Regions from separate parts of the Homo sapiens genome. Here region 2 is linked to region 1. The links are chromatin loops, found by intact Hi-C in ENCODE. Cell type or tissue: tibial artery. All regions are shown on one strand. Links, peaks and the distances in the headings refer to the core of each region. The heading gives the core; the rest is flanking DNA. Region 1 overlaps LOC124900218 (a long non-coding RNA gene). Region 2 has its middle 870 kb from the start of TFAP2A-AS2.

Region 1 (5,384 bases), core at 243-5,242:
CTGCAACCTCCACCTCCTGGGTTCAAGCAATTCTCGTGCCTCAGCCTCCTGAGTAGCTGGGAATACAGGCATCCGCCACCATGCCCCAGTAATTTTTGTATTTTTTTTTAGTAGAGATGAGGTTTAACCATGTTGGCCAGGCTGGTCTCAAACTTCTGCCCTCAAGTGATCCGCCCACCTTGGCCTCCCAAAGTGCTGGGATTACAGGTGTGAGCCACTGCACCCGGCCTATTAACCAATTTTAAATTTTATTTTACCAGCTGGATTTTCAGTGGGGGAAAGTTAGGCCCTTTGGAAAAATGCACTGGCTCTTTTGATACAAACAATGGCATTGTGGTGGCCAACCTTCTAAGAGAAAGGCTTGCGATAACAAAATCGAGGCTCTTGTAGGGCGATATGGCTGATGGACTATTTGACAAAGAGAAAGCCTTTTACCTGTATGAGCCTCTGCTCCTTCCTCTGTAGGTAAACAGCATACTCCTACAATGAGACTCTCTTCATTCCCTTTAGGTTTAATAGTCTATGATTCTAAATAAGCAACTTTATGCAGAGAAATAATTGTGTTCAACAAAAAGATTGCTAGGTTCACCAGAGAAATGGATGGACAGTCCAAAAATTAGTACAGAGAGTCCTGGAGTAAAAGTTAAGAGACCTGGGACGTGTTTCTGCCTTTGTTTCTGACTGCCCTTCATTTTTCAGCTTAAAATGTAAGATATAGCACAACCTTTATCTCATTTGTCTGTGCTATAAAGACAAATACAATTTTCTATATGGAACAAAACAACCCCCCCACCCCCGAACTGTAGGTTCTTTTGGAAAAATACGCTATAGCAATTTTTATATATATATACACACACACACACACATTATGCAAAAATGATACTTAGGGGTGTGTGTGTGTGTGTGTGTATATATAAATGATACCTAGGTGTGTGTATATATGTATACACACACATTATGCAAAAATGATACCTAGGTTTTGGTCCTATAGGGCACCTGATGTTGTAGTTCTTTGCTTTCAAAACATACCAGATCTCCTTTAGTGGTCCTTTGTTTTCCAGAGCATAATGCTTTCAAAACTTTAAACTTAGTAAAAACAATGTCTTAAAATCAGGTCTTGATTTTTTGTAAGTCACATAAATAAATTTCCAGTCAGTAAAACATGATTGTTTTTCCGTCTTTCAGATAACTAGAAAACAAGTATCCTTATTGAAATACAGCCAAAAATAGAATTTGCCATTAGTATAAAAAGCTTTAGTCAGATTCATTTCAATATTTCCGTTTGTGTGGTGATATTATTAAGCAGCCTCTTAATAACTGAAACATACAAACTAGAATTGTTGTAATACTATGGCTTTCAGAAGGGAATTACATGCTTGTATCCTCCATGCGTGAGATCCCAGCCGACCTCGGAGGTAATCCCGTTCCAGTGCTCCTGACAAAGTGGACAAGGGGAACAAAACAGATAGCAGTGAATGAACAATTCAGCGAGGCTAGCACCCAGTATTACTAGCAGGGAAACAGAGGCAGGAAAAGTCACTTTCTCAAACTACAAGTGAGGGCCAGTTCTACCTCTGAATCTTAGTCTTTCTGACACTGGTATCACTGGCTGTTCCTGATGTCATCATGTTGGAATTGGGAGAGAAGAGTGGAAGTGGGAAAAGGCCAGCACGTGCTCTACCCTCCAGTTGATCCCGCTGCAGGCAGAATCTCCCAATGGGCTTCCAGGGTTTACCAGTTTGCATTGCAGATGGTGTGCTTCCCTCTTTTTTCATCAGCTTCCCTGCTCCACCCTCCCACATCCTCTTCCAGCTGCCATGTGACTTTGAGAAATTAAACACATGACTGCATCCTAGGACGTGTTTGGAAATTCCTGCTGTCCATATTTTCAGCCTCTCTCTCTATTCTGATCAAGCAAGAAATACATCCGAATATCAGCAAATCTACTGTAATCTTCCTAACCGCCCCTTCCTCCCTCTGGGCCCACCATGACTATCCATCTCCAGGAAACTAATAGTCATCACAACTGACCACTTTTTAAAAAAATGTTTTATCATCCAGGGCTTGTTCTTTAAACAACAAGCATAACAACAACATACACTCTACCCTGCTCTAAAGAGGCCACAGTGTGGTGAGTTCCAGGTGTTCTCTATCCAGCCAGGTCCTTGAGGGCTTTATCGTCACATTATCATCACAGGTGTCTTTAGGGAACACTTGGCATGTGCCAGGACACTTGCATTTTCTTGAAGACAACCAATTATTTAATATAAATGTACTCTGCATAAGTGAATCAAGACTTGGAAAAGAAAATGTGGAGCCCCTCTGCCATCTTTGAGTAATATTCCTGTAGTCCTCTTTGTGCAATCTTGGTCCTGCCAAGTTGTGATCCCTAGTGTTGGAGGAGGGAGATGGTGGGGGGTTATTGAATCATGGGGGTCAGTCCCTAATGGTTTAGCACCATCCCCCTTGCTCTTCTTGTGATAGAGCTCCCACAAGATCTGGTTGTTTGAAGGTGTGTAGCACCTCCCCTCCCTCTCTTGCTGCCATGTGAAGATGTGCTTGCTTTCCCTTTACCTTCTGCCATAATTGTAGGTTTCCTGAGGCCTCCCCAGAAGCAGAAGCCTGTGCAGCCTGCAGAGCTGTGAGCCAATTAAACCTCTTTTTAAAATAAATTATCCAGTCTCAGGTAGTATTTATAGCAGTGTGAGAACAAACTAATACAGAAAATTGGTACCAGAGAATTGGGGCATTGCTATAAAGATACCTGAAAATGTGGAAGCAGCTTTGGAACTAGGTAATGGGCAGAGGTTGGAACAGAAGGGCTCAGAAAAAGACAGGGGGATTAGGGAAAGTTTAGAACTTCCTAGAGACTTGTTGAATGGTTGTGACCAAAATGCTCATAGTGATATGGATAGTGAAGTCCAGACTGAGGAGGTCTCAGATGGAGATGAGGAACTTATTGGGAACTGGGGTAAAGATCACTCTTGCTATGCTTTAGCAAAGAGACTAGTGGCACTGCTCTCCTGCTCTAGTGATCTGTGGAACTTCAAACTTGAGAGAGACGATTTAGGGTATCTGGCACAGAAGAAATTTCTAAGCAGCAAAGCATTAAGATGTGGCCTGGCTGCTACAAAAACCTACGCTCACCTGCATAAACAGAGAAATGGTCTGAAACTGGAAGTTATATTTAAAAGGGAAGTAGAGCATAAAAGTTTGGAAAATTGACAGCCTGACCCTGTGGCAGAAAAGAAAAACCCATTTTCTGGGGAGGAATTCAAGCCAGCTGCAGAAGTTTGCATAAGAGGAGCCGAATGATAATAGCCAAGACAATTGGGAAAATGACTCCACGGCATTTGAGTGACCTTCGCAGCAGCCCTGCCCATCACAGTCCTGGAAACCTAGGAGGGAAGAATGGTTTCCTGGGCCAGGCCCAGGGCCCTGCTGCTCTGTGCAGCCTTGGGACATGGCACCCTGCATCGCAGCCACTCCAACTCTAGCCATGGCTAAAAGGGACCAAGGTACAGCTCAGGCCATTGCTTCGGAGGATGCGAGCCCCAAGCCTTGGCAGCTTCCATGTGTATTAAGCCTGTAGGTGTGCAGAGGGCAACAGTTGAGGCTTGGGAGCCTCTGTCTAGATTTCAGAGGATGTGTGGAAATGCCTGGATGTCCAGGCAGAAGTCTGCTACAGGGGTGGAGCCCTTATAGAGAACTTCTACTAGGGCAGCGCTAAGGGGAAATGTGGGGTTGGAACCCCACACAGACTCCCCACTGGGGCGCTGCCTAGTGGAGCTTGGAGAGGAAGGCTACCATCCTCCAGACCCCAGAAAGGTAGATTCACTGGCCGCTTGCACCACATGCCTGGGAAAGTTGCAGGCACTCAATGCCAGCTTTTGAGAGCAACCATGGGAGCTGGAGCCATGCAGAACCACCACAGGGGCTGAGCTGCCCAAGACTTTAGGAGCCCATCCCTTGCATCAGTGTTGCCTGGATGTAATCATGGAGTCAAAGGAGACTGTTTTGGAGCTTCAAGATTTAATAATCACCCTGCTGAGTTTCAGCCTTCCGTGGGATGTGTAGCCGCTTTGTTTCAGCCAATTTCTCCCTTTTGGAATGGGAGCATTTACTCAATTCCTGTACCCCCATTGTATCTTAGAAATAACTAATTTGTTTTTTAATTTACAGGCTCATAGGTAGAAGGGACTTGCCTTGTCTCAGATGAGATTTTGGACTTGGACTTTTGAGTTAATGCTGGAATGAGTTAAGATTTGGGGGGACTGTTGGAAAGGCATAATTGTGTTTTGAAATGTGAGAAGGGGCCAGGTGTGGTGGCTCATGCCTGTAATCCCAGCACTTTGGGAGGCCGAGGCGGCAGGATGATGAGGTCAGGAGATTGAGATCATCCTGGCCAACATGGTGAACCCCGTGTCTACCAAAAATACAACAATTAGCTGAGCATGGTGGCGTGCACCTGTAGTCCCAGCTACCCGGGAGGCTGAGGCAGGAGAATCACTTGAACCTGGGAGGCGGAGGTTGCAGCGAGCTGAGATCGCACCACTGCACTCCAGCCTGGTGACAGAGTGAGACTCTGTCTCCCTGCCCCCTACCCCCCCCAAAAAAAAGAAATGTGAGAAGGACATGATATTTTGAAGGGGCCAGGTGGAATAATATAGTCTGGGACTCTGTGTCCCCACCCAAATCTCCTGTCAAGTTGTGATCCCCAGTATTGGAGGAGGGGCCTGGTAGGAGGTTACTGAATCACGGGGGTGGTTCCTCATGGTTTAGCACCATCCTCCTCACTGTGCTGTAATAGAGCCCTCCTGAGCTCTGTTGGTTGAAAGTGTGTTGTACTGGCCAGGCACAGTGGCTCACACCTGTAATCCCAGCACCTTGGGAGGCAGAGGCAGGCAAATCACAAGGTCAGGAGATTGAGACCATCCTGGCTAACATGGTGAAACCCCATCTCTACTAAAAATACAAAAAATTAGCTGGGCATGGTGGTGGGTGCCTGTAGTCCCAGCTACTTGGGAGGCTGAGACAGGAGAATGGATGGCAAGAACCTGGGAGGCAGAGCGTGCAGTGAGCTGAGATCACGCCACTGTACTCCAGCCTGGGCGACAGAGCAAGACTCCATCTCAAAAAAAAAAAAAAAAAAAAAAGACAGTGTGTTTTACCTCACCCACCCCTCCCGCCAGCCAAGTGAAGATGTGCTTGCTTCCTCTTCACCTTCTGCTATGATGGTAAGTTTCCTGAGGCCTCCCCAAAAGCAGAAGCCTATATAGTGTGCAGAAGTGTAAGTCAATTAAACCTTTTTTTAATAAATTACCCAGTCTCAGGTAGTTCTTTATAGCAGTGTGAGAATGGACTAATACACTTGGCCAGGGTGT
Region 2 (5,384 bases), core at 299-5,298, 560 kb after region 1:
AGAAACACAGAACGGTATTGTATTATTGAGCACACCATGATGTAACTACCTAGGGATGACATCAGGAATGAGTTGTATATAAAAGGGAAGACTTTATATGAATTAGCATCCTCAAAACATTATAGTTGTGCTTACTCAAGAATTCAGTGTGGGGCATTTAGATTGAACGCAACCTATTATGTCAATCATAGAACCTATTCTACCAAGATTAATGAAATCAGCCAATTATTTTTAGGTTAATAATATTTATAAGGAGCCAGGCATGGTGGCTCATGCCTGTAATCCTAGCACTTTGGGAGGCTGAGAAGGCCACATCTCCTGAAGTCAGGAGTTTGAGACTAGCCTAGCCAACATGGCAAACCCTGTCTCTATTAAAAATACAAAAAAAAAAAATTAGCTGGTCCTGGTGGCACATGCCTGTAATCCCAGCTGCACATGAGGCTGAAGCAGGAGAATTGCTTGAACCCAGCAGGCGAGGTTGCAGTGAGCCGAGATCTCACCACTGCATTCCAGCCTGGGCAACAGAGCGAGATTCGTCTCAAAAAACAAAATTTTTTTGAAAGATATTTCTTGCTTAAACAGGAAATGAATTTCCTTATCTCTGCCTTTTCTGTCCCCAATCCTTCCCCACAATGTGATTAATCATAGCTTAGTATGCATTGTGCTTTGTAGCTTTAATGCACAATAATATTTCAAGAATCACACTAGTGACTTATTTAGGGAAGGTCACATAAATCACAAGTTTATTGCCACCATGAGCCAATGGAAAAGACTTTGCATAAACCTCAGCTATAATTCCCTCCCCCCTCATTTTCTCTGAACACTTCAACTCAAAGAAGTCTGACTCAATTTAATAAACATTTAATGAATTTCTACTATGTTCAAAGCACTGTACCAAGTACGAGGATCTTAGAAATGAGTAAAGCATATCCCTCTACCTAAGGCATGTATTTTTCTTGTCTGGATAGCTATGACTGCTATCACTTACCTGCATCTTCTAAGCTACTTAAATTTTTGTGTTTGTAGTTATATTCTAACTCCCAAGTTATTTGCTAAGGAAGCTGGAGTTTGAAGATACGCCTTGTTTTTATATTCTGACCAGTGTGATCCTATATCCTGCTTTGCCTGACTGGCTTTTCTTGTCTCAGGATAATTAGTAATAGCACTCCATTCCCCACCAATATATTCTACTTTGAATAATACATTCTGTCTGCACAACATAGTATCCAGCCTGTTGTTGGCTTAGAGACCAAAATAGAGAATGATGGGAAGGGTAGAGCTTTATAGTCCCAAACCTGTGTTTGATCCCTGCTCCAGCCCTGACCAAATGATAGCAGGTTTTTTTTTTTTTCTAACTTTCCCAGGCCTTAACTTCCTAATAAGCAAAATGGTCAAGGTGACATCAACACCATAGGGTTGCTGTAAGACTAAAGGGTTTTAAATGCTGGAAAGCAATTTGCAAACACAAAGCACTATCTAACCATTCCAGTAAATAATTATTGTTGGTGACTATGATATAGGCAGTGTGGAAGGTCACAGGTCTCGGAACTAAAGTGTGTCAAGTCTAATCTTTAATATTTAGGATTAATAAAGGCAGGGCTAAGAGTATAGCCCAAGTATTGCTGAGCAATTAGCCAAATATAACTGAATAAGAATAACAATGATAATATCCACAGCTATAATTTATTATGTCTATATGGTATACTATGTATTACAGGTACTCTGTATGTACTAGTACTAATTGTTATATTTTCCCGTTTTATAAATGGGGACATTGAGGTCCAGAGAGGCTGAATAATTTATAATGGGCACAGCTTAATGAATGACTGAGTTTGCTTTCAAATAAATCTTTCATCATTTCCAACCACCTTTTGCTGTGTGCTGGCACCACAGGAAATTCTTAGTGCACTCACTGTCAAATAAAAACATACTCCCACACACATACACATGCACACATACACTCACACGCACATGTGTGAGCACACATGCACACCAAGCAGATAGACAATGTAACAAAGAATGCTATGCACACACTGCACAGAAAGATGATGGTCCAAATCAAAATGCTTTAGTCCTGATTTTCTTCAAGATACCTATCAATAATAAACTTTCGGGCTGGGTGTGGTGGCTCACACCTGTAATCCCAGTATTTGGGAGACCAAAGTGGGCATATCACCTGAGGTCAGGAGTTTGAGACCAGCCTGGTGAACATGGTGAAGCCCCGTCTCTACTAGTAACACAAAAATTAGCCGGGCTTTGGTGGTGGGTGCCTGTAGTCCCAGCTACTCCTGAGGCAGAGGCAAGAGAATGGCTTGAGCCCAGGAGTCAGAGGTTGCAGTGAGCCGAGATCGCCCCACTGCACTCCAGTCTGGGCAACAAGAGCGAAACTCTGTCTCAAAAAAACAAAAAACGAAACACAAAAAAAACTTTTGGTGGGGGAGTTTGGAGGAGAGTTCTTCCTTCAATCATATGCAAAATCTAACAAAAAGTTTTCTATAAAAATACTCGATTTCAATATTAAATTCTCATATATTTTAAATAACTACTAGTTATTTTAGGTTATTTTTGCTTTAAATAACTACCAAGTAAACATTGTAAATAGTTTTAAGTTTAAAAGTGTGTGTTAACTATTTACTAAATAACAGGAGTTACTGTTATTTTCATATCTCTACTACTGCGTTAAACTCTGGGTCTACATTATTTCCTTCTTTAAAAAAATAATATTGCTTTTTATTCGCAACACTCTTTATTAGGCAATAGCAATATGCTCTCTCTACATTTCATTTTATTTATTATGTATTTCAATTACTTTATTTGAATGTTAAAGCTGTCAGCTTTTGGTGAAAATGTATAGAGACATTATAGTAATAATTTAAACACTTCTCTGCATGAAGTATTTTTTTCTGAATTCTTATAAAAAATTGCAAATACTAACACTACATGACTCAGCATTGCACTTTACACACAATTTGAAGAGGATCATTTTAACCCACTAGTACTGAAACATTTGTTTTAGTTCTCCGTCTCTCAACAATCTAGAGGAACTCAGATGCTTGGACCAATCTTGCCAAACATTCTCGTGTATTCTGCTGTGAACTGCCCCACCTTGTATACCACTGCCAGTAACAAGTTCAAGAGGAATGAGAGCTGTTCATCATATGCTGAAGGTCAAATATAATAATATTGTGAGAGTCATTGCCAAACTTAAAATTATAGACTTTCCCCCTAAATATTTAGTGAGCGACTTCTCTATGCCAGGAACTCTACTATGCACTGGGAATAAAAATAAAATTAAAAAATAAATCATTATTGTCATCATCTGTGCCCTTAAAGAACTATAGTTCAGGATGAAGACACATAAAAAAGAACAATTGGCCGGGCGTGGTGGCTCCCGCCTGTAATCCCAGCACTTTGGGAGGCCAAGTCAGGCAGTTCACTTGAGGTCAGGAGTTCGAGAGCAGCCTGACCAACACGGTGAAATCCCGTCTCTACTAAAAATACAAAAAAAAAAAAAGGTAGCTAGGCATGTGATCTCAGCTACTCAGGGAGGCTCAGGCAGGAGAATCGCTTGAACCCAGGAGGCTGAGGTTGCAGTGAGCCAAGATCACATCATTGCACTCCAGCCTAGGCGACAGAGCGAGACTCAGTCTCAAAAAAAAAAAAGAACAATTAATTAAAATGCCTTCTGATAAATGTTATGATGGCAGTAGGCATGGGATTCTACGGGGCTGTGTACACAGGAGACCCCTCTAATCTAGACAATTAGGGAGGGTATAGGGTTGCGTTATTGGGTGTGGCAATTTAATTTCAATCTTGAGAGTAACATGGGAAGATGAGATCTGAGCACTGAAGGACAGTCCAAGGTCCAGAGTTAAGAAGGGAGCTGTGCCAAGGTAGGTTTTATGTTTTCCTTTAAAGATGGAATGATTAGATGGGCCTTCTAGAGATAGTCCAGAGTCCTAGGTTACAGGGCTGTGCTCTAAGTCCTGCCTTTTTTTAATGATGATATATTGGGTAAGTTTCATAATACCTCTGAAGCCAGTGTACTCCAGAAAAGTGAACATCATCTTTGCTTCTTACCATTGAAACTATGAGGATAAGATGAGGTAACACAAATGAGGTAAATGACCCTTGAACAACCATACAGTAATCCCTGCAAGAACTGGGAGCAGAAACAAGACCCGAATCCTAAAGGAACGGACGTAGAAAGCAAGGACTGAGAAAAGTGACGAGTTACTGAAACTCAACATTTGACCCTATGCCAGAACCTCACTATGCCTGGTTCGAGGCTGCCTGCTTCCCTGATGCATTTGCTCAGCTGTCTAAACCTCTCAGCCAGTTTCTTTCCTTAGAATATCTTGACTCCGCATCCTCCACATTTTGAAACCTCCACAACTTAGTAATTGTCAAGACCCACAAGTCTGACCTTTAAACGTTAATTTCCAATGCCATCTTTTTTCTACATTGAACTCAAAAAAGGTTAAAGGGAAGCAATGGGTTCAATAATTTTGCTAAACTGTAACTATGAAAATGGCACACTTGTTAAAATTATTATGTACTATGGTGCAAAATCTACCATGCCTACTTTTGTTTTTTGATATTGATGACATAAAATAGATTTACTTTTTAGAAGAGGCAAAATCACTTACTAGCTAGAAGTATATTCTCTAAAGCCAGCTTGTCCATGTTTAAATCTCAGATCTACTACTTGCTAGCTGAGTGACCTGGAACAAATAATTCAACCTCCCTTTGCAACTGTTTCCTCACCTGTAAAATGGGATAATACTGTCTACCTCATAGAGTTCTTGGAAAGAATGAATGAGGTAATTCACATAAAACTGTCAGAACAATGCCTGCCACATAATAAATGTTCAATAAATGTTGGCTGTTATTGTATCCAGCACTGGGGTCACAGCAAGTCACCTTGTTGGCACTCAATAAAATCTGTGGTTGAAAGGAATGATTGACTCAAATGAGTAGCAAATAATGACATAACACTTCATATAAGTTCATTTTAATAAAATTATCCCTGGAGAAGCATACCTAAAAGCAAACTCAGGCATTAGTGGACATGAAAAAGATATACGTGAGAATTACAATATTCAACAGCAAACATTTTTTAACAGGAATAGGGGTAAGTTTCTGTCTGAGGGCTGTTGCAAAAACTCAAAAAATGCTTTGCCTGTTACAGAGTGATAAATTGTCACAAAGGGAAAACTTCAAGGAGTCAGAGAGCATTTAAAGCATTGAGTCATGAGAGCTCCTTCCAAAGAAACAATACCTTCTGCTGTTTTTCACTTGCACTTAAATTATCAAAACAAAGTAGCAATGATGAAACTTATTATTTTAATCAAGCTTGCACATTAAAATCCCACCTCTCATCA

Evidence for each region. Hi-C counts contacts between places; a loop is a spot of excess contacts. Peaks named below come from ENCODE experiments on the same cell type or tissue, not always from the same donor. Only the 100,000 strongest peaks of a DNase experiment are listed, where the experiment ranks them.
Region 2: it touches region 1 in a loop (4-fold over the local background); 3 of 110 quality-filtered maps call a loop at or near these places.

The regions. Positions count from the first base shown.
Region 1 is chr6:10,091,776-10,097,159 of GRCh38, reverse strand. LOC124900218 (a long non-coding RNA gene) reads left to right here. Exons shown (of 5, transcript XR_007059909.1): 5 at 1-1,743. It also overlaps the pseudogene OFCC1. Among named protein-coding and RNA genes, the nearest start is that of TFAP2A-AS2, 310 kb to the left of the region's middle. In tibial artery, for the core only: no CTCF peak of the experiment used is centred there; no DNase peak of the experiment used is centred there.
Region 2 is chr6:9,532,895-9,538,278 of GRCh38, reverse strand. No RefSeq gene overlaps it. Among named protein-coding and RNA genes, the nearest start is that of TFAP2A-AS2, 870 kb to the left of the region's middle. In tibial artery, for the core only: no CTCF peak of the experiment used is centred there; no DNase peak of the experiment used is centred there.